Regions from separate parts of the Mus musculus genome. Here region 2 is linked to region 1. A link is a loop called in an ENCODE intact Hi-C map of the cell type or tissue named here. Cell type or tissue: heart. All regions are shown on one strand.

Region 1 (2,500 bases):
GAAAATCTACAGGAGCATCTTACTTTTATTTTCTGCATTCTTATACCAGATTTTGTTTTCTCTGTAGCCAAATCCATCTTTTGAAGAATTTTGTTCGTTTGCTTGTTTTTTTCTGAACCAGGGTCTTACTACAGTCCAGGTTGACCTCAAATTCATGGTAATTCTCCTGCCTCAGCCTCCCAGGTGCTGAGATTACAGACATGTACTAGAAATGTTGTTTTTTTTTTTTCTTTAAACTTGGGTAAACATAAAAAAAAGAAAGAGTTCTCATGAGTTCTTTACACAGATATATGCACTGTTAACAGTTAACCTTGTGCTAACTGTTGCTCATGTTCTCTCTATATCTGTTTTTAAAATCTTACTAATTTTTTGAGAACAAGGATAGTCTCATATTTACATTATTATCACCATCAAATTAGGATACTTTATATTGATATTGTTTCACACATAGTTTATTCCTAGACTTCTTTAATTGGTTTATTGTACTTTTGTAATGACCCTTTTCCTTCTGGTCTCAGAACCACACACAATATTTCTTGTCTTTAGACTCGTTCCTTTATTTTCTATCTTCTTGTCTGGACACTGGGACTTTTGAAGAGTGTTTGCTTTGGTCTTTCTTGAGTGGATTCAGTGCATTGTTTTTCTAGTATTTTGGGGACTAGCTTTTAAGGTTCGATACAGGTATGAATATCAGAGGACTACAGTTTCTTTCTAAAATGTCATAGAATTTGCATATAATTTAGACACATCTGATTGTATATTAAGTAATTTCCAGTTTTATTTATAATGCTTGTCTTAAGGTTTCTATTGCTTTGAAGAGACACAGAACCATGAACACAGAAGCTCTTATAATGGAAAATAATGGCCAAGTATTCAAACTGTAGTCTATGGGTGCCATTCCTATTCAGACCACCATAGTACCTAAAGCAATGTAAATAGGTGTCTGTGTTTAAAAGTAGAAACAAGAAAAAGTGAGTAAAGAAGAAGCCAAAATGTACCTAATCACATTTCTACTTGGTTCAGTCTGAATGCAGAACACTTGGGTAGTGACCACACTGGGCCTTTGCTTGGAAGGCTCTTTGGAATATTCTGATAGTTTCTTGTCTTATTTAACATTCTTTTATTAATCACATCAGTATTGATGCCTTTCCTGACTGTTCTGTATAAAACACCAGACACTTCCAACCCTTTAATTTCATTTGTCTTTTATTTGATTTCTTCTTGAAGCAGACTTTGCTCTTCATTAATGTGAGTGAGTGTGTGTGTGTGCAGCATGGGCACACATGGGCATGTGTAGCCAACTACTTATTAGAATATATAAATTTTTGTTAATTGCCAAATACCTATTTTGTGGAATAGTGTGACATGTTGATGCCCAATGAGTGAAAGAATAGTACTCTTTTTTGGTATATAGAGAACTTTTCAAACAGTTTAGAAAGTGAAACTTAACTTTTGAGGGTATTGGTGTACTCTTTAAGGGTGAGGAAATTGGGGCTGGAGAGATGACTCAGTGGTTAAGAGCACCAACTGCTCTTCCAAAGATCCTGAGTTCATATCCCAGCAACCACATGGTGGCTCACAATCATCCGTAATGAGATCTGATGCCCTTTTCTGGTGCATCTGAAGACAGCTACAGTGTATTTAGATATAATAATAAATAAATCTTTAAAAAATTAGTAATTAAAAAAAAGGGTGAGGAAATTGGAACTCCTGATTATCCACTTTATACTAAAATATAAATTATAGCTGGGCTTCTGCTCCTTTCTTTTACACTACTTAATGTGTAGAAGGCATGAACAGGAAATAAGGTAATAGGCATTTCTTAGTTTTGTTGCCCTGTCATTTCCCTGTTGGATTCTAGTTTTCCTCACCAATGATTGAGATGTCTGAGCAATGATCTGAGAGTCCATTTACGTGTCAGTAGAGGCACATTAAATATGAGATCTAACAGTCAAAGATTGAAAGGAAATCCTGCATATTAATACTGCTGTTTACTTAATTTAACACCCATAGTTTGTTTCTTTTTAGTATATTGAGTGCTTGTACTGTGCCAGACTCTGGGGATTCAGTGATTAATAAGAAAGCAACTTCCCCCTCCAACTGTGAAGCTTTAGTTGCATTCAGAATGAAAGGCTATTTATTAAATAGGTCAACGTTAATATAGATTGACACATTACAAATATTTGTGACAAGAAACAACATGGTACTATAGATGTGTGTAAGAAGGGGAAGCTTTTTGAAGAAGTCATTTATGTTATTGAGGCCTTCAATAAATAGGCAGTGCCTCAGCATACTTAAGAGTGAAGGAAAGACATAGGCTTTTCAAGATCCTGAAAGACATTCAGGTCAGAGTGATTGCCATTAAATAGTTGAATGTGGTAAATGTTTAGGATGAAGAAACTCAGGCTAAGGCACTAAATCACAGAGAAGGCTTAGAGGGGAGCATAAAGTGACCAGCTGTTTTAACAGCTGGATTGTTTTGGTTGTAGGGTGGAGAGTA
Region 2 (2,500 bases), 50 kb before region 1:
CCTGTCAAGTGCTGGAATCAAAGGTGTGTGCCACCGCGCCCAAGTGTTTTCTTGGTTAGTGATTGATAAACGTGCGCCCAGCCCACTGGGAGTGGCGCCACCCCAGGGCTGTATCAGGAAGCAGGCTGAGCTAACCTAGAGAATGAGCCAGAGGCATTCTGCTTCAGTGCCTGCCTCCAGGTTCTAGTTCTGAGCTCCTACCTACTCTTCCCTTGATGACGGATCGGATTGGTACCTGTAAGCCGCATAAGACCCCTTTCTCCCCAGATTGTTTTTGGTCAGTGTTTTGTTGTAACACAGAAAGCAAAGTAGAACTGAAGGCGTAGTCTGTGTCCAAGGAGAAGCAGTCCAGTAAGAAAGCAGACTAGGGTGTAGGGGGTGGGACATTTATGACTCAGTTTCCCAGGTTACAAGGTGAAAGTATAGCTATAGGTAAGGAGGCTGGAGTGTCCCTGAAAGTCAGAGTGTTTCAGGTAGGGCAGTCCTGCTTTGCATAGATAACCAGATCTAAGAGAAGGCAGAGCAGGCTGAGGAGGCGCGGGCTGGCTGGAGGCTGGAGGCTGGAGGCTGGAGAGTCTTGCTTGGCAGCCACATATAGAATGCGGTGCAGATGTGGGAGTGGGTGAGCCGTGGCCGGAAACCAGCAGAATGGAATGTGTGTTCTCAGAGATGAGCAGAGCAACGACTCGCTTTAGGAGCTCTGTTCTGCTTCGGCGGCATTTAAAATAATGTCATTCAGTGCCCAGCAACACACACACACACACACACACACACACACACACACGGAGAGGGAGGGGTAGAGGGATTGTCAGATGAGAAAAAAAACAAAAAAACAAAACAAAACCAAAAAAACCTCTGTTCTGTGTTCTGCACAGTTGGGGAAATTAAGTGGGGATCTAAAATAAAGTTTTCACTTCTTGTTTTAGAAACAGATGATAGCTATCTGGGCAGAGTCACATCCATATAATAATTTAATGAGTGCCTTTCAGTACCATATTAGGCCAGATGGTGGCCAGGACATAATGAGTATGTAAGGGATCTTGTGCTTAGAGTCCCTTGGGTTACTATTTTAAGAAGAAGCCCTATCATGTAGTTGTTATTTTTTTGAGACAGAGTCTCATGAGCTCAGCTTTATGTATGCCAGGCCAGCATGCTCCTGAGCTTCATCCCTTAGTCTTCCTTTTCTGGCGTTTTAGACATGGGTTCGTCTTGTAGCTTAGGATGGTCTTGAACTCAACTGTGTAGCTGACGAGGGAGAATCTCCCCTTTAATCGTGTCCCAAGTGCTGCGATTGAGGCATGGCTCTCTGTGTCATTTAGAAAAGTTCCCAAGTAATAGAATCACAAACTAGTAATATAATTGTCTTTTTAAAAAGCTTCCCTGGGGCTGGAGAGATGGCTCTGTGGGTAAGAGCACTGACTGCTCTTCTGAAGGTCCTGAGTTCAAATCCCAGCAACCACATGGTGGTTTACAACCATCCGTAATAAGATCTGACACACTCTACTGGTATGTTTATCTAAAGAAAGCTACAGTATATATATATATATATATATATATATATATATATATATATATATATAAAATAAATCTTAAAAAAATATAGCTTCCCTGTAGTCGAGTGATTTGTGATGTGTACAGTGGTTATCTGACTTTTGGATGCTACAACACAATAATGTTTATTGCAAACAACTCAAATTAATTCCTGGGCTAATGAAATGGAAGGGCAGTTCTCAATAGATTAAAGTACAGTGGCTAATAAGTGTATGGAAAAAAATTTAATCTCACCAGTCATCAGAGAATGAAATAAAAATCCCCTTGAGATTCCACCTCAACCCAGTCAGAATGGCAGTCAATAAAGCACCCACGTCTGTAACCTTAGGGTTCAGGAGACAGGTAGGAGGGTCAGAAGTCCAATGCCATCTTTAGCTACAGAGAGAGAAAGAAGGGGGTCAGCCTGGGATGATGGAGAACCTGTCTCCAAAACAAACCAATTGGCAAGAAAGAAGGGAACCCTCTCTCAGCCTGGGGGTGCACAATTTACTCTTAACACTCAGGAGGGAGGCAGAAGTGGGTGGATCTCTGAATTTCAGGTATGCCTGCCGTATATAGTGTGTTCCAGGCCAGCTAGGGCAATGCAGTGAGACTCTGCTACAGGAGAAAGAACAGACAAACAAACACCCCCCAAAAACAAAACAAGTAAAAACAAGGGGAAAACCCCACACAATGTTGGTGGGAATGAAATAGGGTAGCGGCTATGGAAATCAGCATGGAGGATCTGCAAAGTTTTAAAAACCAATATGTACCACAGGGCTGAGCTGTGCTACTCAGGGCATGGACTCACAGGCCGCCAAGTCAACACGTCCCAAAGACACTTGTCCATCAGTGCTTATTGTAGTTGCTAGCTAAGTGATAGTGAAGGAACAAACTGAGGGGCTGGAGAGATGGCTCAGCAGTTAAGAGCACTGACTGCTCTTCCAAAGGTCCTGAGTTCAAGTCCCAG

Evidence for each region. Hi-C counts contacts between places; a loop is a spot of excess contacts. Peaks named below come from ENCODE experiments on the same cell type or tissue, not always from the same donor. Only the 100,000 strongest peaks of a DNase experiment are listed, where the experiment ranks them.
Region 2: a loop joins it to region 1, with 2.4 times the contacts of the local background. A loop is called at or near these places in 2 of 42 quality-filtered maps.

Annotation. Positions count from the first base shown.
Region 1 is chr17:42,831,416-42,833,915 of GRCm38, reverse strand. The region is part of intron 5 of Cd2ap (CD2-associated protein); the gene reads left to right. Among named protein-coding and RNA genes, the nearest start is that of Cd2ap, 44 kb to the left of the region's middle. In heart, no CTCF peak of the experiment used is centred here; no DNase peak of the experiment used is centred here.
Region 2 is chr17:42,881,570-42,884,069 of GRCm38, reverse strand. No RefSeq gene overlaps it. Among named protein-coding and RNA genes, the nearest start is that of Cd2ap, 6.4 kb to the right of the region's middle. In heart, a CTCF peak has its summit at 999; no DNase peak of the experiment used is centred here; H3K27ac peaks cover 1,232 bases.